Regions from separate parts of the Homo sapiens genome. Here region 1 is linked to region 2. A link is a loop called in an ENCODE intact Hi-C map of the cell type or tissue named here. Cell type or tissue: psoas muscle. All regions are shown on one strand. Each heading gives the region's core, and the rest is flanking DNA. Links, peaks and the distances in the headings are about the cores only. Region 1 has its middle 150 kb from the start of ECRG4. Region 2 overlaps NCK2 (NCK adaptor protein 2).

Evidence for each region. A loop is a pair of places that touch in the nucleus more often than their neighbours do. Peaks named below come from ENCODE experiments on the same cell type or tissue, not always from the same donor. Only the 100,000 strongest peaks of a DNase experiment are listed, where the experiment ranks them.
Region 1: a loop joins it to region 2, with 2.3 times the contacts of the local background. A loop is called at or near these places in 3 of 110 quality-filtered maps.

The regions. Positions count from the first base shown.
Region 1 is chr2:105,907,358-105,919,011 of GRCh38, reverse strand. No RefSeq gene overlaps it. Among named protein-coding and RNA genes, the nearest start is that of ECRG4, 150 kb to the left of the region's middle. RefSeq lists an enhancer at 3,688-3,937. In psoas muscle, for the core only: no CTCF peak of the experiment used is centred there; a DNase peak (open chromatin) is centred at 8,331; H3K4me3 peaks cover 1,782 bases; H3K27ac peaks cover 4,734 bases.
Region 2 is chr2:105,782,938-105,800,010 of GRCh38, reverse strand. The region is part of intron 1 of NCK2 (NCK adaptor protein 2); the gene reads right to left. Among named protein-coding and RNA genes, the nearest start is that of NCK2, 47 kb to the right of the region's middle. RefSeq lists enhancers at 9,518-9,567, 9,648-9,697, 9,938-9,987, 13,122-13,171, 12,754-13,325 and 1 more. In psoas muscle, for the core only: a CTCF peak has its summit at 12,099; DNase peaks (open chromatin) are centred at 9,140 and 9,640; H3K4me3 peaks cover 1,209 bases; H3K27ac peaks cover 3,128 bases.

The DNA of each region.
Region 1 (11,654 bases), core at 3,655-11,654, 120 kb before region 2:
ACATGCAGAAACCTATTTAAGACTGTTTGAAAATAAAAAAGAAGGGTTGTTTAGGTCAGCTGAGAGTCTTCTGGGGCCAACAGCTCAGCCTTCCCTGAAGAAAAGCTTAAACGCATTTTTGCAGGAGGTGAAATTTCTGAACGGCTATGACTTATGTTAATCTACTACGGGTGTGCTATCGCTACCGCATGTTTTGGCACAGGCCATAGCGAGGCACTAATGTCCAGACAGAGATGAGGGTCCTAAGAATTGCACAGCCAACCCTTTTGTCCAAAGTGTCAAACATGGATGTTGCAAGGGGTGCTTTCCAGGTCTTAGCATCTTGTATTCTAAAGGAAATAGGTAGCAGAAGGGTTTTTTAACTGAACGTTGTATTAAGATCTTAAAAGTATAGCTTCCATGGTCCCAGGTTTGTCCAGCCTGTGGACTCCATGTTGTGACATTATCAAGGATAACTCTGGTTTTTCTAGCTTTATCCCATTCATTAATGCCAGGTCTCCAGTTTCACTCAAAGTCTTGCCCAGTCATTTCCAGAGACATTGGGTGCATCTGTGTGGATCCCTTGCATTCTTCCAGGGAGGCCTTTCTTGCCTGTGCCCACTACTCCGGCCCCGTTGTGTGTATAGGGATGCCATTTTCTTCAGCATGTGCGTCCCCCAGTGAGCTCAGATGGGAACCCATGGTGTGAGGGTGGGGACCGTTCTCAGGCAGATATGATGCTCTCCTTTTCCTTTTCTCCTCCCCCACCCCCACTCCTTCCTTCTCGTTCTGTCAGGAGCCCTCATACAAACCCATTTCTGCCTCACCTCCAATTACACTTTCACAGACAAGTCTGAACCTAAGTATCTTAAATAAGGAGGCTCCACTACTAGTGGATTTATTTGAGGACTAAACTCCGGGGGAAACTCTCAGGGTGTAACAGGATGTAAACTGGGACTCTGTATCTTTCACTTTTGGCAGGAGCCCCCAGGGCTGAGGACAACGTGGTGGGCTCATCTCTCAAGGCAGAACGATGGGTGCTGTGCCCTAAAGCAGAGTGCATGGAGACTATGGAGCCAGTCCTGCCAGTGTCACCCAGCAAGGCCTCAGAGCAGGTTCTGGTGGAAGAGATTGGCGGTGGGGAGTATGTGTGGGTTGCCCATACCCCACAGAGAGGAAGTACTTCCCCTTCCCTCAAGACAAGTGATTTGGACTTCATGAGAGCTGGATATCCTGTTGCCTAGAGTTTGGGATGAAGAGAAACTTTTGTTTCCCACCTACTAAGCCTAAGGGCTACAGCAGCTCTTCGGTAGGAGCAGAATGAAGAAAACAGGCTAGGTTGGAAATAGTGGGTTCCCAGCTGGGTTGAGAACAGTGCACGTGCACTTGCATGGAGGGTGATGCGTTCTGGAGAGCAGTCAGGGACCCTGCAGAGAGGACCTGGCCTGGGGTCATCATAAGGGGGATCCCACCAAGGAGGACTGTCTGGGACAGAGGAAGCCTCCAGCAGAAGCTCACAGGCCATGGGAAGAGTCAGACAGAGCCACACAGAGGACAGACGTGATCCACATGTCGCAGCAGGGGGATTCCAAGCATTGGCCAATGTGCTTTGTGGGAGGAACAGCCAGCAATTGCACATCTATCCACATCCTCATTACAAAAGAACCAGTCAGGAAAGGCATTTCCTCCACACACTGCGCCTTTCTGCCCCTTTCCAGCCCATTGCAGTGAGAGGGAGGTGGGGAGGCAGGTGAGGAGCAGGGAAGGAGCTGCCATGCTGTCGCAGGTTTCCAGCCAGCACAGGCCTAAGATGGGGTCACTTTCAGCTGGACAAGATTTTGGAATCCTGTTGTATGGGAATTTTCAATTATTGAAACAAGACTGGTTTTGTGCTTGAAGGGGCCAAAAACATTGGGAGACTTGCTCAAGATTTCATGCACAGGCAGGAAAGAAGGAAAGAGTTTAAAGGAGCCGTGGGAGAATCAATCATTCTCTGCTTGCCCCTAATGAAGCCAGCTGCAGAGAGCACTGGTAAACACAGTCACTCACAGTTAATCTAGGTAGAGGAATTTAAAATACTACCTAGGCACAAATCTAAAGTGCTTCTGCTGTGAGAAGCCAATGTCAGATCACTGAGGTCTCCACTCACTCAACATCTGGATATTGAGGACCATGAGTGCTATTAGCGCCCTAAAGGCTGTGTTTAGGACACCATGTTTTACTAAAACTCTTATCTCTAAGCATCAAGATCCCACCCGGTGTGGCAAACATCTGAGACCCAGTAAGAGAAGAGTGGGCTTCCATTTCCTCCCTCACACTCACCTGGAGGCAAATTCCATGCCCGCAGCAGAGGAGCAGTGGAGTCACCTCCACTACAGGATTTCAATGTCATTTCTCTCATTCTCCTTCCTTCCCCAGCTCTCTCTGCCTGCATACTTGAATTTACATGGGCAGTGTCGAAGGAAAATAAAATCTTGGGATCCCAATTAACGATGCCAAAAGGAAAAAACTAAGCTGAAAGTGGAGTAATGCAAGACCTTTCCTTTTGTTCCTAAGCAGATAGCTACAGATAAAAAGTAGCTTCCCAGGTAGCTACTCTATGTTCATCTTATCCTTACATAAAGTGCCAATTTACTGAGCATGAGAGGAATATCTAATTGACTATTCCCCTACCTGCTCCTTTTCTCTTTTTTCCTTTTCTTTTTTTGAGACGGAGTCTCGCTCTGTCACTCAGGCTGGAGTGCAATGGCACAATCTCGGCTCATTGCAAACTCCACCTCCCAGGGTCAAGTGATTCTCTTGCCTCAGCCTCCAGAGTAGCTGGGATAACAGGCACCCACCACCATGCCTGGCCAATTTTTGTATTTTCAGTAGAGACAGGGTTTCACCATGTTGGCCAGGCTGGTCTTGAACTCCTGACCTCAAGCAATCCACCCGCCTAGGCTTCTTAAAGTGCTGGGATTACAGGCATGAGCCACCTTACCTGGCCCCTTTTCTCTTGCAACCCATGGATTCAATAACGTGACCATACCCTCCCTCTCTCCCCTCCAGCCCACTTTCCCCCTTTAAATATTGAAGCCCCCAAAATCATCTTTGGAAAAAGACATGGACCACAGACTGTTCCTGTGGCTTTGTGTTCCTTTTTCCTGGGCATGTCCTTATCCTCGGCAAAATAAACTTTTAAATTGTTTGAGACCTGTCTCAGGTACTTTTTGGTTTATAGTAGCAACATGTATGCATAATGCAAATGTACTTGTATTTCATTATACATTTATTTGTTCTTATTACACAGGTAAGCCATTTTTATTGTGAGAAGACTCAGAAGATTCAAATACATTTGAAGGGGAAAAACACTCTCATCTTCCTTATCTCCCAACCTTAGTTTATAGGTGCTTCTATGTCTTTAATTAACTGGCCTATTTCTAGATCTATCTGTTTTGGACATGAGATTTCTGCTAAGATGGGTGAGGATTTCATTTATTTACACCACATTTCACCTCCCCTTTCCCACCCTTTCAGTTTCTCACATCACTCTTTTCTTTCTCTATAGGTTACCTTGCTAACTCTAGGCAACTTACTTAGACTTTTAGCCACTGTTTATCAACTACGGAAAGGCTCTCTTGGGCTTTTCTTCAGCAGTCTTCCCCTTTTCACTGACTAACTTTTCATCTGTAGTTTCTCTTCTGCATTGTTAAGGTCAAGAACATTTCCAGATGCCAGCAGCCACTCCATCTGCTATGCTTCTTCCATTTTGTGAATCAGCATTCTCTCAAATCTGAAAATACTAGTTGCATTCATTTTCAAGTGAGTGTTTCTTGAATTAGCTCTGTTTCCTCAGTTGTCAGTTCTTCTATTTTTAGACTGTTTTCTTTAGGTTTTGATAATCATTGGTCGTTTGGTCACCTGCTTGTTGAATGCTACTTTTGTTTACCACAGCCTACCTCAAGTGACAGGTAGAATCTAGGTAACTTGTCAGTCTGGAGTCAGAAGCACCCACAAGCCACCACCCTGTGTTCCACACACAGTGCCTTGGGCACCTGTGGATAAACTAGACTAAGTAGTAGACACTGCTGGGGCTGGGGTTCTAAAATCAAGACTGTGCTGACAATATGGCCTGGACTCATCTTGAATGCAGGAGCTAGAAAGCAAGAAATGTAGCTCTGATGACAGGCAGGAAAGAACTTGACTGAGTAAAAGCAGATATAAACCACCAAAGAAGATGGGCCGCAGAAACCTGCTTGGGACCTATCTCAGGCAGACAGTATCACGTCTTCTTCCAGCTACAGTAGGGCTTCATGGCATCAGACCCTATGTCTGGAAGTAGTTATTCATTAAATATTTACTGACCATGTACATTATGACAGGTGCTGTGCTCCTCTCTGGGGTTACATACACAAATAGGACATGTCCTTCACACAAGAAGCTCATCATCTATGGGAGGAACACATACATTACAGCATGGTGTGGTAAATGCTACAATGAAAATGTGCACAGATCTATGGGGGATCACACATGGGAGGAGTATGCAGCTCAAAATGAGGAGTGGATCCAGTCTCTCAGGTGGGAGATTCCTGAACTGAGTCTTGAAGACAAATGGGAGTTAGGTAGAAAAGAGTGGTAATTGGAGACAGAAAGATCAACTTTCCAGGCAGAAGGGAGAGTGTGGCAAGATCAGGTGTCTGAAAATAAAACCTTATGACTGGAGGGTTGGCGAGATAAGGCCGTTGAGGTGGACAGAGCTGGGTTACCTACCTCCATGAAGGTTCTTATAACCAGGGAAATGAGCAGGGAGGCGGTGTGTACCTGGTGCTCTGGTTATCCACTGCTGCATAACAGACCATCCAAAACAATGGCTGAAATTAATGGCAGTCATTTCTATTGCTCATGAATCTGCAGTTTGAGCAGAGCTCATCAGGAAATGCTTGTCCTTGCTCCACGTGGTATTCCTAGTTGGTTGGGCTGAGGGTGGGGGGATCTGCTTTCAAGGTCATGGTACTGGTGGTCATCTGTGGGTCCACCCAGTGCTGAAGGCCAGGAACTTTGCTCCTTTCCTCATTGGCCTCTCCCTGGGCCTGGCCTCCCTCACCAAACAGCAGCTGTGTTACCAGGGTGCATGTCCCAAGACAGCTGGGCAGAAGCTGCATCATCTTTTTGACCTCACCTCCAAGGTCACATAGCATCACTTCTTCCTCACTATATTAGTAAAGACAGTCTCAAAGACTACCCAGTTTCAAGGACAGGGGATTGAGACTCCATCTCTTGGTGGTTGAATGGCAAGGTTTTGAAAGAGCCTGTGGGAATGAGCCATTTTTAGGAAATGTAACCCCCACTTCCACCCAAGGCAGCAACTGTGTGGAAGACAGAAAGGGGAGTTTGAGACAGAGGCAAGGGGACCCATTAGGAGACTTATTCCAGTGAGAAAATGACACAGTGAAGAGATGAAAATGTGTTCCACAGTCTCTTAGTCTCTGGGAGTTAGAAAAGGTGGTTCAGAAATCATAGAGCCACAGTCGGCCACGATCTCACCCTCTGGAAGCTCCAGCTGATGTTGTTAGTGCCGGGCTCCTGGTTTCAGGGCCAGACTCTACTGTGGAGAGCTGGCTGGCCTTGGATCCGAAAGTCGCTTTCATGTGCTCCCTCCACATCAGTCAGGGCCATGGTTTCCTTGAAGAAGCCCAGAGTGCAACTCACAAGGTCCTGCTGTTCTCACGATTGGCAGCGACACAAACTGATGGACCAGCTCTTCCCAGTGACTCCAGCACTGCGCTGTCCACAGAAACAAAGCCTCCCTAGAGACTACTGCAGAGGGGGAGCTATGGCCTGAGAGGATGAATAGGTCTGACCCACTTTCAAAACACATGAACTCCTGATAGTGGCCTTCAGGGGAGATGGAGGACCCTCTCTCCAAATGCCTGGCTGTCTATTCAGGATAACATTCAAGAACGCTCAAGAACATTGGAGATGCTTCCTGAGAACGTGCTTTTTTTCAAGTCCACAGGCCTTCAAGGGTCAGAAACTGAGGGGTGTAAAATAACAGTATTCAGGTTGATGGTGAAAGATGAGAACACTTATTAGGAAGTTTCCCATCTATTCCTTCCCAGTCATGCTCATGGATGTCCCTTGCAATTCAAGCAGCATGCAACCTCCTCTCCATCAGCCTAGGATACACTTGTGTTCTCCCAACTGCAGGATGACCCCTTTACCTCTCACTCCCACCAGCAATGAGTGTGCTCATTTCAGGCTCAGACCTGTGACCTAGGCTTTGATTCTGCTGTCATGGTAATGAAGCAACCAAGCTTGGCGGCCAGCAGAGTTCCACCATCTCAGAGACCTTCGGACATGCACGAGGACCACTGAGGCAGACCCACAGAAGGAAATTCAACCTGAAATCGGTACTGAGGTTGGCAGACCAGGCTGCCACAGGCCTTTTCTGGTAGCCAGCAAGATTGAGTCTTCAAAAACTCAAGAGCCCCTTGCCATGGCACACTCCCTCTGAAAGACGTCCACCCCAGGGATTTGTCTGGAGAAGGCTATAGCTGTTCTTTATACTTCTCCCCATTTGAACGCTCTTCCTATGCTGCTCCCTCCCACCATCTCTCTATGCCTAGTTTTGTTTCTTATAAAATAAGAGTGTGGGTCCAAGCAATCTCTAAGGCACCTTCTAGCTCAAAATGTTCCATGAGTGTGTTTCTGCACTGTATGAGTCACAGTTCTCCAAAGAAACGGAAATGATAGTATATAGATAATTGACTCACATGATTATGGAGGCTAGGAAGCCACACAATCTACCATCTGCATACTGGAGACCCAGGAAAGTTGGTGGTGTAATTCAGCCTGAGGCCAAAGGCCTGAGAACCTGGGGGTGCTGCTGGTGTACACCCTGGAACTAGAAGGCCTGAAAACCAGAAGCTCCAAGGCCTAAGGACAGGAAAAGATGGATGGCTCAGCTCAAGAAGGAGAGAGAATTCTCTCTTCCTCTGCCATTTTTGTTCTACTCATGCCCTCAGTGGAAGGGATGGTGCCCATCCACATTGGTGACAGTGGATGTTCTTTACTCTATCCACTGAGTCAAATGCTAATCTCTTCCAGAAACACCCTCATAGCCACATCCAGAAATAATGTTTAATGAGATATCTGGCACTCCTTAGCCCAGTCTGGTTGACACATAAAATCAACCCATCACACACAACTTCCCCAGGCAAAGAAGCAGTGAGTCTTGATAATCACATGAGTGCAAATCTTTGAAGTACATTTTTAAAGAGCAAGAATTGGCTCAAGGTCATCCTGATTAATCCAGTTTCTTGACTTTCTTCTCGCCAATGACTTTTTCCTTTCTTCCTTCTTCGTTACCAACTGCACCACCTCCAAATGTGCAATTCATACATCCTGTTTTCCAGCCACAGTCAGTTGTCCTTCTGGTTCGTTTACTTAATCTTTCAATCTCACTAAGACCTCCCAATTCATTGATCCCTGGCATTTTCTCTTTTTTTTTCATCAATTCTTCTTTACTTTCCATCATATGAAATTTATATCCCACAGTTTATCTTCATAACTATAATAGAGTTTATTTTATCCAATGTGCTTTGGTCTGGCAATTGGTAACTTAAGTAGAAAAAGTTCAAAATGTAATAAAAGTAAGTTAAAGCTGGGAGTTCTTTGAACCATGATTTTAGCTAACAACATAGAAATGGGGATTAATTTGCCAGTCTTTTGAGTTAGGCTCATGCCTTTCCTTTGAGAATGGGTCGGCTGATTAGTTCTGCATTCTTGTTTTATTTTATTAAGTCACTATAAAGGCTCCTCTACAACTTCCAGTTTGGTTTTCTTTAAAATGGAGTGAGCGTGGAATGACATTTGGAAGCCATCTGAGTGCAGCTATATTCTTACAGTAACACGTAAGCCTGAAATAACAGGTGTTGCAACACTTGTAAGCCCAGAACAAACAGAACTAACAGTGGAGCGTGGGTGCTCGTGGAGCCATCTGGGCACCCCAGCCCATAAGTTCAATAAAACCCTCGTGCTCCTGAAGGCCGTTTTAGCCTTTTCGCCTCCGCAAGCCCCTCCCCACTCAGCCTTCTCAGAACTTCCCTTTCGTCTGATGGCCCTGCCTCTATCATTAGACCCAAGGACCTTAGAGCCAAGCAATGCCATAAGAGAGTCAACTGGGTGCCTGATAATCTATTTAAGAATTATGGCCCTAGCAGGAGGACAAATATGAAAAGACTCCCCCATAGAATGGCCTAGAAAAGAGATTAGTTGCATGTAATAAAGTGCAGGTAATAGAAAACAGTCATGACTAGGGAAACAGCAACTGGGTCATCAGGATCCAGGGGGTGGCAGGGAGCACCTGCTGCGAGAGGACAGCCAAGCCTCGGAGGAGCTCACACTTAGCCTGCCAGGGGTTGTAGGCAAGACCCCAGCCAGTGTCTGGGTCGAGGACCTTTCTGATTTTTGTTTTTAATTGAAAAATCCCAGCAGCTGAGAAGGTAAACTCAGAAACCTCCTAGAAAAGTTATACCAACGTTGTTGGGGATGACAATAATTTCTTTGTATGTAAACATTTCCTAATTCCAGGGAGATTTTGAGTTAAATGTAGAAATGTTTAAGAGAATCAAACTGATGGTATTAATATTTTTGAGATTAAAAATCTTGTGCATATTTGGTAGTTCATGTATTTATAAAATTTAAGATAATTGGGCCTGTTAATTTAAAATGCATAATTGAACTTAGGCTTTTTATTCTAGGTTATAATCTTACTAAATATACAGCATTGGAGAATTTAAGAGAATTAAGACTCACTATATTTCTAAGTTTATTAGAATTCCAAGGATTACTTAAGTACTTGGAAAGGTTTATTTGTTAATAAGGTAGCTTAAGTGCTTCAGAAAGGAAATGGAATTAATAGACACATAAAAGTAGTTAAAATACTTAAAGGAGTTTATTTAATTCAATTTAAAAATGAAAGTAGACATTAATCCAAGTAATGAAAAGGACTTACTAAATGCTAAGTTTATAAATAGAGTAAAAAGATCTGCACGCCAAATTTAGAAACTTAAGGAAGAACCGGGGTTTGGTAATTGTATCTTTAGTTTTTAACTCAGCTTTTTTTAGGGTAATCAAAACCCATTCAAAACCCATCCTTGAGGACACAAAACTCTCCCACTGACAGCCTCAGACTTCCTGGGGGACCAGAGGCCATCAGACAGGCCCCCCAGCCTCCTCTGGTCATCAAATCCCCAGGCCGCTACATCTCCCATTCCTTTTTCTTCCAGGTAGCAGCAGCAGTCGCGCTGTGCCACTGTCCCAGCCTCCTCTGATGCAGCTCTGATGCCCTCCCTCTTTAGAACCCCCTCTTCCGTCTTCGCTTCTCCGTCTCCAGGACTGTTTGCCCAAGCGAGTAAACAAGCTCTGGTGTCTCCATCTCAGGAAATGCCCCTCAAGCCCTCCAGCTATTTCTCTTTCTCAGTTCCAAACTTTTCTTCATCCTCCGGTCCCTCCTCAATCTTCTTCAATCTGTCTTTCCCCCTGCTCCACCCAAACTGCTCATGTCAAGGTCACTGGCTTTTCTGTTGCTGTCCCAGGGGGTTTTGTCTCTATCCTCATCTGACTTGACTTCCGTCTGGCCCTCCCTCCCTCTCTCTCTCTTCCTGTCCCTCTAATCCTCTTCTTAGTCTCCAAGTCTAAGTGGACATTGCTTTGAACCTCCCCTTCCTCTTTCTCTGTGTCCTCTACCGGGACAGCCCACTTACTTCCTTGGCTTTAAATGCCATCTGTACCCCGAGAAGTCCCACATTTGGTACCAAGATTGGCACATTGCAACTGTCTTTGACAACTCCCTTTTAGGGCTCAGAGCATCTCGGATTTACCATGATTAAAACTTGGCAAAACGAACATTTAAAACTGAACACTTGATGAACATTTTTCTACTTCGAACTATTTCTGCCTCAGCCTTCTTCAAGCTGGCCAGACCCCTTCCACACTACCTTCAAGCACTGCATGCTCCAAGTTTATCCCCATTTCCTTCAGGGCCCACACAGAGCCTGTCCTGCTTCGTGCTTTGTCTTTGGGAATAACTGGCTCCTTCGAAGTCTCTAAATGTTAAAGAGTTAAATAGTAACTCTTCAAAGAGGCTGTGTTAAAAATTCACTCCAGGGTTAGGTATGGTGGCTCACGCCTATAATCCCAGCACTTTGGGAGGCCGAGGCGGGTGGACCCCTCGAGCCCAGGAGTTTAAGACCAGCCTGGGCAACACAGTGAGACCCCATCTCTACAGAAAATACAAAAATTAGCTGGGCATGGTGGTGTGCATCTTTGGTCCCAGCTACTTGTGGGGCTGAGGCGGGAGTATCACTTGAGCCCAGGAGGTCGAGGCTCACTGAACCGTGTTTGTGCCACTGTACTCCAGCCTGGGTGACAACGTGAGACCCTGTCTAAAAAAATAAAATTTCTATGTCTGTATCTTGGCAACACACACAAAAATAAATGAATAAAATTTCTCTATTTTTGTTTTTAAATCATCCTGATTAAGTTAGGCAGCCACCTCATTTTTGCCTCCCAGTTCGAGCGATTCTCCTGCCTTAGCCCTGAGTAGCTAGGATTACGGCAGGCACCACCACTCCTGGCTAATTTTTGTATTTTTAATAGAGATGGGATTTCACCATGTTGGTCTCGAACCAGGGCCAGGCTGGTCTCGAACTCCTGACCTCAAGTGATCCCCCTGCCTTGGCCTCCCAAAGTGCTGGGATTACAGGCGTGAGCCACCACACCCGGCCCTCTCATTTTCCATCACAACTTTGTTTCTCCATCAATCCATAACTTGCATGATTTGTTTTCTCATATACGGATTCCCATAAAATGCAAGCTCCCTGAGGGCAGAGATCTGTGTATATTTTTTGCTACTGCAACCCATGGCCTAGCACAGGAACCAACATCTCAACAATGGCTCAATGAAGAGCTACAGATGTGCGTGAAAGAGAAAGGGGGTCTAAAGTGTGCAGAGACAGATAAAACTTTCCAGCCCAACTGTCCCAGTGGGGCTGGGTTGCCTGCTCCTATCCGAGAGGATTAAATCCATTAAAGTTACAGGCAGAGGGGAAATGGTGATGGTTAAGGCTACTTTTATTTTTCCTTTTATACTTTTATACTCAAAAATTTTTAAAATACTTTTATTTTTATTGCTCAACTTGGCCAATTTAAATGCTAATTATCTTCTAGCAACAACTTTTAGAACTAATCTCCAGTCTTCTGCTAATTTTCTTTCAGATTTCCACTTTTCCAAATTTGGGTAAACTGGACTCCGTGCACGTCACCTGTGGGTTAAGGTAGCTACAAATTAATCTTTCAAGATGGTACTATATCATGTAAGTTGAATGTACTTTTTAATGCCAAGATGTGTGTTGGTTTGAGGATATGCAGACACTGAAGTTTAAGTTCCCACATCCAGTTACAGACGTGAGATTAAGTTCTAATGGAATGACACTTCCTCTGCACTTTATAAAAGTGTCACAATTGTGATACCCATTAGAATGGCTACCCTGAAAAAAAAAAACAACAACAGAAAATAAGTGTTGACAAGGATGTGGAGAAATTGGAACGCTTATCCACTGTTAGTAGGAAGTAAAATGGTACAGCTGCTATGGAAAACAGTTTGGCAGCTCCTTAAAAATTTAAAAATA
Region 2 (17,073 bases), core at 4,925-12,924:
CAGATTTCCTTATTACCAGAAGCTACGCTGACCAAAGGAAACTCTTGGGAGGGATTCTTACAAACTTTGCAAAATGTAGTGTTTGAGTGTTTCTCTCACTGTTAAAAAAAAAAGTTATGTCATTAATGATTTTCAATCAAATTCCCTGATCCTGTCTCCATAGCCAAGAACATAGTGGCAAGATGGCGGAGGGGAAGGCCAGGTAAGGACCAATGGCTTCTTGAAATGGATCTATCTTAACCACTTTTAGGCTTGAGGTAGAGGGAAGCATCCCTCCATGCCAAAACAACCCAGTGACCTCTGGGCTGCTATTGTACCATTTATGTAAACATGGTAATTAGCTTTTTATAGGCTTTCATATAGTGGTATTCCGTTTTGTTTTTCTGCTTTAAAATAGGAAGTTTTCAAATAACTCATCAGCTCGTGTTTGGTGTGGCAGATAGACAGACTAACGAAACACTAGGAAGCAGGAACATGGGAAACAGACCCAGAGGCCTCTGGGAATTCAGTGTATGATAAAGGCACTATCTCAAGTCAAGTCCCCAGGGAAGAGACAGCCTTCTCAATAAATGGCCATGGGGTACTCTGGTTGGCCATCTGAAAGAAAGCTGGAGCCACATCTCACGCCCACAACAGGATAAATTCCAAAGGTATCCAAGATTTACAATGAAAAAGTAAAAGTATAGAAGGACATATGGAAAACACCCTTTATAACCCTGAAGGAAGAACTTTTTTTTTTTAAACCTAGGACTCAAATTCCAGAAACCATAAAAGAGGGATGAATTCAACTACATAAACATAAAAAATTTTCTTACATGATAAAATATACCACAGATAGATTCCAAAGACAAATAAAAAGCTAGGAGAAAACATTTGCAACTTAGGACACGAAGGACAGACAGGACACAGCGAGAGCTTCTTAAATAAACTTGACACAAGAAAAGACCAACACACCAAGAAAACCGTGGGCCAAGGAAAACCAGGTAAGAAAATATAAGGCCTTCAAACTGATGAAAAGGGACATCTGAACTTCACTAAAATGATACTAAGATATCACCTCTCACCTTTCAGACCACTGGAGATCAGAAAGTGTGATGACAACAACCTGGTATAACTTCCTGATTTTCAAAACTGTGCTGTGGTTAAGATGTTAACATCTGAGGAAGCTCGGTGAACAACTCAGAAAAATAAGGTAAGAACATTTTGTATTAATTTCCCTAAATGTATTTATCTATGAAGAACCACAGCTACTGCTTTGCTGCCTGGTTCATCTGCTTCAAAATAGACACCCACAGTTTATTTTCATTCTGTTGAGATTCACCGTCCACATAAACTTAATCACCAGCAACCTCAGTGGGTTCACCACAGGCTTCCCCCATCAAAGTAATGCATACATTTTGTCTTTACTCCAAGCTTACATGTATCTTTGGGGAACTTCACTATTCATATCTGATTATATGAATCAGATATGGAAGATGAAAACAATTTTAACCCTTATTTCTTCTCTCTAAACCAGACCCCAAACTGGTTCACTGTTTAAAGTGTACAATTCAGTGCTTTTTCTCATTGTTAAAAGCTAGACTTGTGGACAGATCTCTTCATTTTATAAAAAGAAAAAAGGAGAACACTGAAAGAAGAAAAAAAAATGACTCAGCTAACCCAGTTTCAAGAATATTCTGGATGTACAAACAAGAGGCCACAGTGAGGCTATCCGGGCTCCCAGGATAGGAGGGAGGCTTCCCTTGAAGTATGGTTTTGGCTAACTTATTTCTTACCTACACGTTACTCTTTCAAATACATTTTTTCAACAAAATCATCATATCAGAAGAAAACAAACATTACAACAAGCGAACATTAGCTCCTACTCCTTTCATAGAATATTAAATCCTAAAGATACTTATGTTCAAAAACACATCTTCTGGAAGTAGGGGATGATTTAATATTGAGTCTAAAATAGATGGATCAAAACCATAAATTAATAAAAATGTGGTTATAATTTTCTTCTCCTAGGAAATGAACCAAATTAGATCACTATAGCTAGTCAGCCCACAGTCAAACCTGACTTGGGACGATTAAACACTTAAAGATCTGCTGTTAGTGCCGGTAGCTTAAAAAAAGTTGCGAAGCCATAAATTAACAAGCAGAGTCCACACCAAATTGCTGAAAGGGTTTTTTTTCTGTGCCAAATTTACAAACTGGTTTTCTAGAAGCATCTTGTTTCTACAGGAGGACAAAAGCTGACAGGAGGCCACAACATCAGGTGTTTTGTTTTAACTGATCATGGTTACGAAAGACTTTGCATCAGCTCACTAAGCCTAAACAGGGAGGCTCCACACAGTCGCTGCAAATCCAGCCACTTCCTGCCTCACTGTTACCATACTCATCTCCAAAAGGCCACACAGGGACTCCAACCAGACCAGGCTCCACGCTCCATTCCAGCCATCCTGACCCTAAGACGCTGTCAAGAGAGCAGCCTCCCTCACATGGGTGCAGAGAATTTAAGAACCTCCCTTCTGCTAGCCCGCACAGCCTGGCAGCCTGCTGCTTGGCCATACTGGTTTTTTCCCCCTTAGAAAGACCTGGATACCATTTCTGCCCTTGCATTGCACAATATGGAACCGCATGGCTGGCAGTCTCTTCCGGTCCTAGAACTGTGAGTTCAACACACACCACCCAGAAATAGCACAAATTGGTTATTTCCTGTGCAGAAAAGAAAAATCAGCCAAGGCTTCAGAATCCCATTTTAAAGGTTCCCCTTAAAACACTAGTATAGGAGCTGAAATAGGGGTGTCCTTTCTAAGATCCTGAATTTGGCCAGACAGAAAGGATTAGAAATCAATGTCAACTTTTTTCTTGTGGGTGGGGGAGATGCTGAAAGAAAAGATGGTGGTACAAACTGTGAGTCAAAGGCCTAAAAAGGATAATAAATTTTTATGTCTTAGAGACATAAAGTTAAAATAAAAAAGGGACTGTGATGACTAAATCCATTTCTGCAAGACTATGCTTGTAACCATCATCACAGCAAACACTCACCCCAGCTAGGGGTACTGAACCAACCACAGATAAGTGCTGACACTTACAAGTAACATGCTTAATAAAATTTATTTTATCAAGACAACTCCTGAGAGGGCAGACTAACCTGTGAACTGTCACCACTAATGTCTATAAGTGTTCTAATTATATATATTTCCTTTCCATGGAATCAAATGTATACTGCATTTACCTGCGTCAAAGAGAAATGCTTAGTTATTTTTCCAATTCATTTAATTTATCTGATAGAGGTATGAGAAAGTACAAGGGAAAAAAAAGAAAGGGAATAAACATGATGCCGAGAGCTTCTGGAATAACACTAAACTACGGGATACTCTTCCTTGCCAAATGCAAAAGGAAGAAAAGCACCATCTCCAGCCTTCCAGCTCCCAGGCTCAGTCCAGACGCTGCCGATCTGAACACCTGCGTTCTGTGCCACACACTCATGTCCCCAGGCCCTCTCTGCAACCGGTGCCAATAATACCCCATGTGCTCCCTGCTCCAATGCCCCCATTCATCCATATTTACATACATGACCCTTAAAACAGCAAAACATTGAATTGTTCACTCCTCTTTTTAGTGGAAATTGAATATTTCTTAAGATCCTAAAGTGAGGCAACAGGAAGTACAGAGATAAGATAAACTGACACTAACCTCCAGCACTCTCCTGTGTGCCATCAATGACAAAACAGCCTTGCAAGAGCAGCAAAGCCACCACTCTGCCCACCAGCCATATATACTTACACACGCCTGCAAATGATTGTCTTTCAACCCTGAAGCCACAGTGCCCAGAGGGCGGCCAATACAGAGACTATCAACCTCAGTCACTTTCAACCCTGAAGTTGGTATTCCATGTGCATGCACCTAATAAAATTCTGTCTTCTTGGGACCTGTATCATAAAGCAGAATTAGCTTTCCAAAAAAAGTTTGACTGCACATATGATTTATACCAGAGCAAACTACAATAGAGCTTTCAAATGCTAAACTGTTTTGCTCTTTTTACAAGACTGGTAATAAAGAATATATCGTTGATGTGTTTCATTTTAAATGATTCATGTTTTCCTAAAGTCCTAGATGTAAATACCTAGTTTTACTGAAAAAGACTGGGGGGAGGGTGCGTGGAAGATGAGAGGAAGCGGCGAAGGAAGGAAGTTAGGGAGGAGGGAGAGGTCTAGAGGGAGGAATAATGACTCAAATACCTGGTTGAACATGAGCAGTGTTTCTCACCAGGGGCATACAGACGTTTCGGTAATTCTTTGTCGTGGAGCTGTCCCCTGCGTTGTAGGATGTTTAACAACAATCCACACCCTGCCTAAATTGGTGACAATCAACAACGCCTGCAGACACTGCCTGCTGAATATCCCTTGGGGAATGAAATCACCCTGGCTGAGAACCACTGACGGAGCATACATGTAAACTAAATAGACCAAGTTTGTTAAAGCAAAAATAAGACAGGAATATCCATGTATTTTCTAACTCTTTTGGAATATGACTCAAATATTTATGCAGCAGTTTTTATAATTACCCGTTTCAAAATAACTAAATAAACAGGCCCATTCAGTTTAACTCAATATCATGATTAAGTTACAATATACCATATAATTAGAAAACCACCTTTGACCTCTTGCTTGGGAAAAGTGTATAGAGTATGCTATTGCTTATTTGAGGAAAAAAAAAATTAAAAATATATCACTGTATACACATATGTGTTTGCTCACATTAAAAAGCAATAATTATTATTATACATTTGTCCAAACCCATGGAATGCACAACGCAAAGAGTGAACCCAAATATAAACCCTGGACTTTGGGTGATTGGTTTTTGTCAGTGCAGTTTCACCCACAGAAACAAATGCAGCACCCTGTCGGGGATGTTGCTAGTTCATGTGGGGGAACTGGATATATGAGAAAACTCTGTACCTTCTGCTCAGTTTTGCTGTGAAACTAAAACTGCTCTAAAAAATAAAACTTTTTTTAAAAAGCAAGAAATAAAAAGGGGAAAGAAAAAAACATCTTTAAAAAATGGTGATGGAAAAGAGTAGGGAAAAAAGAAGATAGAGAGAGTAGTCATACAAAATAATCATTCTCTGGACATAACCATCTTTGGCTGCGGAACCATGCGAACAGTTTAGATAATAAACTATTCGGGAGGCTGAGGCAGGAGAATCGCTTGAACCCAGGAGATGGAGGTTGCAGTGAGCCAAGACTGCACCACTGCACTCCAGCCTGGGTGACAGAGCAAGACTCCGTCTCAAAAATAAATAAATAAATAAATAAATAAATAAAATAATAAACTATTAACTTTTTTAAAGTCCAAAAATTAAAAGCAGAATGAAACAAACTAAACTATAAATTGAGTTGGTGGCTTAAGTACAGAGAGGAATTATCCTGAAAGACTTTGAAATACAATAATTGGACTGTATTTCCCCTGTGAGATAAACCCTAAGGACAAAAACATTTTCTGTTGTTTTCAGTACTTATATGGTTTGCAATTATATTGGTGGGGTTATTTTAAACATTTATATATATTGTATATAAATAAAACACACAAGCAAGCAAATAAGTCATTACGTAAACGATCCTAGGGACAAAGATTTTCAGCATAAAGGAAATATAAAATCAAAGGATTCAGCCAGGCATGGTGGCGCATGCCTGTAATCCTAGCACTTTGGGAGGCTGAGGCGGGCGGATCACTTGCGGTCAGGAGTTTGAGACCAGTCTGGCCAACATGGTGAAATTTTAGAAAATTCTTCTAAAAACACAAAAATTAGCCAGCGTGGTGGCAGGCGCCTGTAATCCCAGCTACTTGGGAGGCTGAAGCAGGAGAATCACTAGAACCTGGCAGGTGGAGGTTGCAGTGAGCCAAAATGGCGCCACTGCACTCCAGCCTGGGCGACAGAGCAAGATTCCGTCTCCAAAAAAAAAAAAAAAAAAAATCGAAAGATACAATATTTTAGAATCCTAATTTTGAGTTATAAGTATCAATGTGAATTTATAATAGATTATGTTTAAAAACAAACCACACCAAAGAAAAAAAGCTTTTATCCACTGAAAAGGCTCAGACACAATGACCAAACCAGAAGCAACCCATAAACAGTAGTGGTCCCCACAGTTCTTTGAAGGCACGCAGACCCCAGCTGGGGTAGGCACTGTCTAAAGGAGCCTGAAACCCCCACAGCTCCCTGCTTTCCGGTGTGATTATTAAGGACTACAGGCACGTGGCAAGAGAACACGAAGGCCACCTAAGGCAGCTTTCGCTGGCCAAGGCTGGGGCAGCCTGAGCAGCAATGAGGGTGTCAACTGCAGTGGGTAAAAATACACACAAAGTATCTTAAATCAGAGTTCCACAATTGCTACTCAAAACAAAGAAATAAACAAATTCATTGCTCACTTTGGTGGATACTGGGGAACCAGAACTATTTACTCTGAAAACTGCCAAATAAACTTGTTAGCCAGTGCAATGCCTACATGACCTAGGTGAATTTCTACCCTGCCTTAACTCTACTTGTCTCAGAAACAGGATGCCCGAGGTCAGAAGTTCCCTGCCTGACCAGACCAGCTGAAACCAGTGGGATCCAAGATGGCAGCTCACCTGACCTCTGAAGAACCTTTAACTTCATTATCATCTAATTTCCATACTAAATGACACTCCCACTAGGACCATGACAGTTGACAATCACCATGACAATGACAAGAAACCATAAGGGGACAAAAAAACAGGCAGCACTCTGGTTTCCAGAAGTTCTCCACCCATTCCCAGAAAATACATGAATATTCCTCTCCTGGCTTTTAATGCCCAATCCCTTCATTAAAGATGTCCTACATCTGTGGCTTCCCACCTCTCATGGACTGAGAAGCCAATTTGCGAGCCACACTGCCACTTCTCAATTCCACGGCCATTATATAAAGCCTGCACTGCTTGATGCTCACCTTCAGTTTCATGGGTTGGCTTCATGACACAGGACAGGAAAGAATCCCACCATTAGGGAAAAGCTGACTCGGTTGGTGAGAAAGGGAAAGACTCCCATCTAAACTGCACGTCGGGGTAATAGCTGACAAGTACTCTCCTCACCTGGCTAGCAAGTGCAGAAGGAGTGACTGAATCAGAAAATCATCACTTTGCAACCCCTGTGCATTACAGGTGGAGGCCACGGCCATCCAGGTTGCTCACATGGGCCTCGGCCTGATAGATGCACACACACCACCTAAGGGGCAGCCTTGCCAGAAAATCGCACCAGACTGGCTCTGGTTCTGATGTGCAGTTTCTAGGAAGTTCAGGGTCCTAGTCAGCACATTGCAGACTGTGGGAAGCCCAAATGACAAAAGACCGGGTTTTGCCAACAAATCAACTGGCATGGGGAAGGTGGAAAAAAAAAAACAAACGAGTTTGGACAAATCAATAGATCATTCAGCTGCATGTGTGGACCTTACGTGGATTCTGACTTTAACAACCAGTTGTAAATAACATTTTGAGACAGGTGGGAAAATTTGAACACTGACTGCATACTTGTTAAGTAGTTATTGTTATTGAAATTCCGTAATATTTACAGGACAGGAATTGATGTCTGGAATTCACTTCAGAAATAATCTGTTAGAGTCTATAGGGGCTTAGATAAAGGATTGGCCATTAATTGATAACTGCTGAAGCTGGGCAATTTATTCTGATTCTACCTTAGGACTACACTGAATATGATGATCTTGATAACTAAGAAATCACATCTTACAAAGAATGTCAAGATCATCATAAAATGTGATAGCTGAAAGGGCCATCAGAAACCCCCAAGCAGCAAACCATCTTCTACATATGAAGGTGCGCAAAGCACCTCCCTGCCTAGGGCATGGAGCGGGTCAGTGGTGAGGCTGAGCAGGAGGGGTCTCCAAAATCTCATCCATCTCTCCGGTCACCAAGGCAGGACTGGGGAAGCGTTCCCACGGCTCTGTGCAGAGCCCACAACACAATCAACAGCTTGCTTTTCAGAATCAACCGCTAACCCATTAAGGCTCTTCTTTTTGTTTCTGATTATGCTTAAAAAACACACACTCAAAACATCGAAAAAACATTTTTGGTAGCTTGACCTCTGCTCCTCCCAAAAAGAAAAATCAGTTCACTCGATAAAATCTTGGTAAGTTATTCGGGTGTTAAATATACAACAGATATGAAAATATTGAGTGGCCTATCAAAACACAACCACCACGAGCAGCTGCGTCATTTTTACATGGATCAAATTATAGACAAAACTCACAAGCTCTACGAAGAATGTATACCACTGATTTGCCTGAATTGTCAAGTAGAAAAACGAAACCCTGTATCAAGCACTTCAAGAGGTCACTATGATCAGATCTATTATGGAGTCAGTTCGAAATGCTCTTTGCTCTAGAGAAGTTTAAATGAACACAAGAGTGCTCTAAAAACATACAATAAACTACACTGTAATACACGGAACAAATAAGGACATCCCAAAGACAGTGAGCGAAGAGTAATCTGCAGCAGCACTCTGGCCGGTAAGCACGGCAACGGGGCGAGGGTGCACTCCCTACATTGTTGTTAGGCACTTTACACCGTATATCCTCCCATCGTGAAAGCCACCGAGCCTTCCACCACACCTGGTCACTCTTCTTCTGGAGTGAAGAGAAAAACGTGAAGGCACAGAGGTTACGTGGGAGAGGTAAAAAATGACCAGTTTCTTATCAGTGTGGCTGTAATTTACATCACTGCCTCAGGTTTCTCTAGATGAATCAACATTCTCTTAAGAATTACTAGAATTTAAATCCTGGAAGGAAGGATTAGAGATCTTCCGCTGTCACCTCTTCATTTAACAAATGAGAAAATGAGGGTGCAGAGTGGCTGAGCCCAGGGCCGCAGGGGCTTCCAAGTGGCTCCCACATACAGTACCTACCCTCTCAGCTGTGTTGCTCATGGGCATTTCCAGAGCCCCAAAGTTTCCTGAGTGGGAGCGGACAACCTCTAAGCAGTGCCTTCCAACTCTTGCAGGTTCTAACACGAGGAGCACTCCCCTAGCAGTGTGCATCTGTGATATAAAGGGGAGGGGTTGGACTCTGGCTGGCTCCTCACCAAGCCCTGCAGATGAGGACTCTCCTCCCTTGCCTCGGGCTGACCTGCCACACCCTTCCTTCTTCGGGCACAGCTCAAAGGCCGTTCCCTCCACCCAAGTCTTGCCTATGTGCATCAGCTGGCAGCGAGAGACCCACCTGGACAGCAGCCTTAAAGAAACAGGTACAGTCTCCTGAAGACAAGCTCCACCCATGTACACTTCTCCCCTAGGGGTGCCCAGAACAGAGGAAGGAGGCACTAAGGGCCTGGCCTGATGCCTTCACCTAAGATGAGGACAGGTGCGGGGGATGCAGTAAGATGTCACATCAAGTGATGACACTCCAGGCAGCAACACCTGGCACACTTCTCAAAGGGCCTAGGAAACCAGGGCTCCAGAGGTGGCTCCTCTCAGTGGGTGAGGTAACAAGAAATGGGGCAGGCGGGGGTGGCCGGGCTCCCAGGCTGCCTGCAGAGGGGTCTCCTCACAGGCACAGACTCTCCTGCTGCCCAGGCATAGAGTGCTACCCATCCTAGAAGTCAGGCTACTTGCCAGCCTATGGCATTGAGAAGCCCAGGGCTCAGCAACTGTTCCCACTCTGAGTCAGCAGGGCAAGATCTGCTAAAAATAGATGGTGGGCAATGACGAGAGCTGCAGGAAGCCAAGAAACGAGTCTGTCATTTTAATCCAATCAACAGATCCTAATGACATGCACACTATTTCTAACGGTTTACTTTTATGTCTAAATGTTCAGGTCTATTTGTGGGCTTTGATGAAGAAGAAACGGCTGCCCGTATTTTTAGCTCACAAATCAACTTTTAATTCTTCTCGTTCTACAAATAGGAAGTAACATTCCACAAAGTAGAAGCAATAAAAATTAAGATGTTTTGAAGACAAGCCAATTCTGCTCCCTTGCACTCAATACATGAACACGCTAGTGTTGGACTCTGATTACCCTGCCCCCTCCAGGCAGTGATGGCAAAACACAACATCCATTCGTGAACATTTAGTTGGCGACCACTCATATCCAACCTGTTCGTTATCTGATGGTGAGGTGTGCCCTGGCCAGCACCAGCATCACCTGGGGACTTTTTAAAAATGCAAATTACTGGGGCCCACCCCAGACCACTGAGGCAGAAACTGGGGGTGTGTGGGGCAGCAGTCTGTGTCAGAAAAAGCCCTCCCGTTAACCGGGAGCAAGCCTAAGTTGGGGTTTGAGAATCACAAGCCGGGGAGCAAGGTCCTCACCAGCAGATGATGATGGACAATAAGTGCTTTACAGCTGGTTCCGAAGGCAGGTTTTATTGCTCCTATAAGGATTTTATGTAGCAAGAGGATCATTTTCATCAGAAAGACTCAGGGAAACATCTCTTCAACTAGAAAGAACTCTCTTATGTGTAACAAAAGAAGGCTAATGTTTTTCTCATTGAAAAAAGGTTGTGAGGCCAGGCAAGGTGGCTCATGCCTGTAAGCCCAGCACCTTGGGAGGCCGAGGCGGGTGGATCACTTGAGGCCAGGAGTTGGGAGACCAGCCTGGCCAACATGGCGAAACCCCATCTCTACTAAAAATACAAAAATTAGCTGGGCATGGTGGTGCACACTTGTAATCCCAGCTACTCAGGAGGCTGAGGCAGGAGAATTGCTTGAACCTGGGAGGCAGAGTTTGCAGTAAGCCAAGATCGCGCCACTACACTCCAGCCTGGTCAATAGGGTAAGACTCTGTCTCCAAAAAAAGAAAAAGAAAAAAATGGTGTGAAGTGCCACATCTAACTGCAAACCTGGCCTCTCACACCCGCTATGGGAGCCGAGGGTCCCAGGCCCTCAGCTGAGGAAGGTGGGTGGGGCTCACTTGGGCGCTGGAACCCTCTGAGCACAAGTGAGGCTGCGGGCATCGGGAGGAGGGGGAGATTGGCAGAGAAGCGTGCATTAAATCGTTCACAGTCATACCATGTTTTAAATAACAATTGTCTATATCAGTTTAGAATTCTAAAAAGTTGAATGCAACCAGAATACATTTTTAGAAACCCAAACGAGCAGATAAGAGATCCGCTGCCCTGACTAGTCACCCTCTGTCAAAACACAACAGAATTAACACAGATAGCTTTTGTTTAAAGTACAGAGTATTGGATTACAGTGGCTTGTTTGTAACTGATTTAAGCTATATAAGAATGAAGAAAACGAATGAAGGAGAACAAACAAAAAAAATTATGCATTCTATGGATAAAGCATATTGAAAGAAAACAAAAAAATAGAAAACTCTAGGAGAAGGCACTTAGAGATGAGGAAGTTCTGCACTGGCCAACAGAAGTGTCTTATTTAACCTACATATAAGTAATATACAGTATAATAATTGTATTAATATAGTACAACTATAGATATGTTAAATATCAAAAATATATATTGCTTGTATTACTTGTTCAAGAGGAGATGGAGATAACAGTAGTTTCAGAATCCCTATTAATGAGAAAAGTTCATTTGGATAGAGTATGACTATAAATATACAAACCAGAGGAAAAAGGAAACCTAAGCATGGAAAAAAGACTGAAACATCATCATCTAAATGGCGTTGATAGAAATGGAGAAAAGAATTTCCCTCTCCTTTTAACCTACTTTTAAGCAATGGCTTTAACTCCATGAAAATGCATTTTATGGGTGTAGAAGTTTCAAGGGCACAAAAATCCTTTAAGCAAAAGACAGCACTAGTACCTAGGTTTTCTAACTTTTGTCTCCAATTCACATAGCTGATGAAAAAACTTATCTAGAATTGGCCTCCTTCCTCCCCAACTCTCACTTCTAATCCCCTACACTTTACGGAAGTGAAAGGAAAGTCAAATTGAGAAGCTTTTTCAAAGCTAGCACCCTCACTTTTGCATCCAAAATGGATCCAAGCAGATCCAACCTTGGAAGGAGACACATCCCAACTCTGATTTGTCCTTGGCTGGTGGCACGTGGAGCCCAGGAGGGCAGGAAGCCCAGGTCTACTCACTTCTGCCAATGGGCCAGGGATCTACAAGTCGGGGGCGGTGGGGGGCGGTATACGCATGTGTTTCTAACAGAATGAGATCATCTTATAACATGGATGTAGCCCAAAATTAAAGCAAAACAAGTTATGGCCGTAATTTTCCCATCTACCCATTCCCTCACTGTCATCAAGAAAAGATGGGCCTTGTTTCCAGCAAGAAGGAACCTGGCTAGTGGAGATGCTCCTATGGGGAAGGTGCAGTGGTCACCAGTGCACCCTGACACCCCATGGGGTGGAGTCTCCACCGCAGGGAGAGACTGAGGTAGCTTCACTGCCTGAGTCAGCTCAGGCAGCCCTAACAAAAGACCACAGGCTGGGGGCTTCAACAGCAGGTATTCATTTCTCGCAGCTCTGGAGGCTGCAAGTCCAGGATCCAAGTGCCAGCAGAGTCTGATGGGGGCCACTTTCTGGCTTGCCGATGGCTGCCTTCTCGCTATGTCCTCAGGTGGCAGAGAGAGCTCTCTGCTGTCTCTTTTCAGAAGGGCAGGAATCCCATTATGGGGGCCCTACTCTCAACCCTATTTCCTCAGAGGGCTCATCTCCAAATATAGTCACACTGGGGGTTAGAACTTCACCACCTGAATTTCTGGGGGACATAAAATTTCAGTCCATTGCACTTGCAGGTGGAAGACTCAGCCCAAGCCTACAGATATGACCATGTCAGAGCTGAGACTGGGTCCTGCCCCTTCCACGGCGCTGAGCTGAGCTTCCTTCAGTGTGAGGACAACCAACCCAGAAAAGAGAAATCCAGCTGAGTGCTCAGGGCTGAGGGTCAAAGGTGAGGGCAGTGGGAGTAACAGCAGCTGCCCAGTGCCACCACGCCTGCAGCGGGCAGAGCAAGACAGCAGAGGAGTCGCAGCAAAGGGCAGAAGAGAGGAAAGCAGGGCACATGCTCACCCCATTGAGAGCCACCAAGGCCAGGGAGCACCTGTGCGGCACCACGCCAGCTGAAGTTTCGCAGGTCCCCTGCTTCGAGTCTGGACGGTGCTGTTATCACCATGCTTTAGAAAGGAGGGTGCCTGAGCAGCAGAGGTAAGGGAGTCAGCCTAAGGCTAGGGTGGGAGCAGGGCTGGTAGAAGGCACTGGCCCAAGAGAGGCAGAGGGGAACAAACCCAGGAGGAAGCAATGCGTGGGGGAGGCAGAAGGGAGGAGAGAGTAGAAGCTGGACCTGAAGGAGGCAGAGAAATAAGAGACAGCGATGGAGACAGGAAGCCCTGCCCGGGGACCCAGGAGAGTCAGGCCAGGCCACAGCCACCACAGGGACACAGTGCTTATCAGGCCTCACCCTGAGCCAGCTATGTGGAGTTTAATTTCACTCTCATAACCGCGCGAGGCCGGCATTACCTCCTTTTCCTAAAGGTGTGGATGAGTCTGAGCTAAAGGAACCGACTCAGCATCTCATGCTTAGAGAGGAGCAGACACAAGATCCCAGCAGCGGCCAGGGCCACCTCCAAGGCTGGCAGCCAGGTCTCCAAAGGCAGAGACCTTTCCAGACAGGCCCAAGACAACACTCCCAGCCTTCCCGAACTCCCATCCTGTCCCCAGCCTGCCCACTGGCCGTTCCCAGGGCTAATGGAACAAGTCCGTGCTCAGAGCCAGGCCTGGCACATAGCACATGCTCAGCTAATGATCACTACGGTTATTACATAGATTCAAAATAATCATTTGTTATCAGAGTCATTTGTACACATAATTTTTTCATCCCTGGTGCTGGGATTGTTTGTAATTTATTGTTCAGTCCACAACGCTAATCATGCTGCCCTAGACACAACAGATGATCAATAAAAGGCTGGCTGGATGAATGGATTAATTAACTGATAGAGAGATGTGCAGTGGAAGGGACGTGAGAATAAGGCAAATAAGGCAGAAGGTAAATGAGAAAATTGACAGATGGGCAAAGAGTGGACACACACACGTTTACGAAAACACAAAAAACAGGCAAAAGGTATTAAGTCCAGGGAACCAGTCGCCCAAGTTAAATAATTTGGGCCTCCCTGGACCATCATCTAGACCAAAAGTATTGCACTGCTACTAGATATCGTATTTATTTTCTTCAGCACATCAAATGAGAACAGCTAAATAAATAGACTCAGCACTTACTAGGAGTCCTGCGCCCAACCTCCTGCTGACCCTCAGAATGACATTTTGGGTGTGATCAGGTTCTCCCAAGCTTCGGCTTATAAAGCACAAAGGCAAACTTAACCTCGGCAGGGCTGCCCCAGACTCCCTGGCTGGGCATACCTGCAAACACCTGAGCGGATGTTGAGGTGGCTCAGAGCCAATCCTGTGGCTTCCACTCTATTGGTGCTATTGGAGATTGGGCCTTTCCCTTTACTGTTCACAGCGGGAAACCTGTCAGTGGGACCAGGTTACAAGGAGGACTGGGCAGGCTGCATTAGATTTTGTATTGGCGGTCTTTTGGTCGTGTCACTTTGGACTCTATCTTTCTGAATAGCAGGAATTACACTCACATGTCTCCCTGTAGGACAACACAACAATTTTTTCCTGTGTCCACAGACATCTCAGGAAGCTTCCCACTAGCCTCCTTGGCCAGGACGGGGGAACCGTCCTCTGGTTCTTTTTACACTTGGACACACACAGCATGGCCACCTCGGCTCCCAGTGACACCGTAAAGAACCAACTGCCGCTCACGCCTGTAATCCCAACACTTTGGGAGGCCGAGATGGGCGGATCATGAGGTCAGGAGATGGAGACCATCCTGGCTAACACAGTGAAATCCTGTCTCTACTAAAAATACAAAAAATTAGCCAGGTGTGGTGGCCGGCGCCTGTAGTCCCATGTGCTCAGGAGGCTGAGGCAGGAGAATGGCGTGAACCCAGGAGGTGGAGCTTGCAGTGAGCTGAGATCGCGCCACTGCACTCCAGCCTGGGCGACAGAGCGAGACTCCGTCTCAAAACAAACAAAAACAAAAACAAAACAAAAACGAAAAAACACACAAAAAAACACATAAAAAACAACTACCTGCTTCAGAAAGCATTTCAAACTGGGAGGCTGCCTAAGTGCATGCACGTGTTCCTAACTTTACTCGTGTATCCTATTCTGTCAGTATCTGAGGACACACTCTTTGTGCATATTCTAAGAATGTTGAAATGGGAAGTGTGGGAAACACGGGCCTGGAACAGTGGCTGCTGAGGAACGGATGGACCTCAACAGACACACTGCTCCTCCAGGGGCAAGTTTGATGGTGTTATAGTTTTCACTAGACTAAATGAGAATCTTTTATGGCAAGCATTTGTAACTGCCTGCCTAACCACAGACATGCTCAATTTAAATGTGATTATTATAGAAATGATAAAAATGCATTTATGCTCACCTACATTGTAAAGACCTGAATACATCTCTACATTGTACCCTCCACAAGCGAGGCTCCACATAGTGGAAACACAAATGTATCTTGAATTTAACATGCCCCTTCACCTCAATATAACCAGCATCAATACTTACTAGCCTGAAAGGCTGTTTTAAACAGCTTGACATGTAAGCAAATTAAACTCTCCCCTCCCGATTCACCCCAAGCCCATATGACCACCACAAGGAGTCCGATCAGCAGGTGGGAAAACTGCTCCCCAGAAATGCCACTGGGGTGAGAAAAGGGATGGCAACTTCCTATTAGAAATAACAGCCGGGCGTGGTGTCTCATGCCTGTAGTCCCAGCATTTTGGGAGGCTGAGGCGGGCGGATTACTTGAGCCCAAGAGGTAGAGGCTGCAGTGAACAGAGATGACGCCACTGCACGCCAGCCTGGGTGACAGAGGGAGAGCCTCTCTCAAAAAAGAAAAGCTCCCAGTGACGCTTTCCTGAATGAAAATGAATTTCATCACTGCCAATGCCACGCATGGTGTTGAGGCCAACCAGGTGCCACAGAAGGGACCTGCCGTCCAGCTGAAGCAGGTCCTGCTGCTTACTCAGTGACCTGCAAAGGCAATGGCACTCTGTCTTCTGCAGAGAAAGGGTGTTTCATTTTCTCGTGCAAATTCCAAATATATCCACATTTCAGATTGCTACAAGGCAGTACTATAAAGGGAGAAGCGAAACAACTCCCACTTTCTGGGAAGAAATGCCCTTGTTTCCAGCTGCAAAACCCTCTCTGTGGGGAAGCACACTGAAGTCGCTCAGGAACAGGCCACCCCTCTTGGAAAGAGTGGAGGTCATCATTTTTCACCTATTAGCGAAAAAAAAACATAATCTGAATACATTTATGTAGGGCTATTACCCAGAATATTTACAGGGTTTCTTCGTGCTAAGGTATTTCATGATGCTCAGAGGAACAAGGTGGAAAAAACACACCATTATTCTCCGCGAACGGCTGCCTTCCTAGTAACTGCACCCACGGTGGCAAATACTGCACATTAACCTGTGCCTTGGTGGTGTACGAAGCTTCCCACAAGCAGGTGAAGATGAAGAGCTAAGTCTGGCTCAGACAGGCAACGCTGCATCGAGCTGTTTTTACTCTAAATAAAAACCATGTTCCACGCGGGCCTTCACGGTGCTACCCCAGAACACGGGCACAATTTAATGCCTCACTCCGAGGAAGGAAGCTCAGGGAAGTCTCCTCTAGTGACTCTTAGAGGCTCCCCAAAGGAGGAGGGCGATGGGGGCCCACCCAAGCTCTAGCGAGGCTACAAACAGCACGCAGAACATTCCACTGCCATTACTTTCCATCTTCAAAAGATTACATATCATCTTAAAGAAAATTCAAGGTTAAATTGGCTTCCTCAGCTGCTGCGGCAGAAAGCAAAGCAGTGCTGCAGAGAAAGTTAAACCACCTCCCAGGGCTCTGGCCTTCTGCAACTCTTATTCTAAGGCAGCTTCCCCATCTATCTTGTTCCACGGTTATATCCCAGGTACCCAAAAAGGCTCTGGCCTTAAGGCTTACCTGTTGCAAATGATAGTCGACCAACTCAGCTGCAAATGGGGCTTGTTATGACACCGGAAATAAAGGTGAGGCTGCC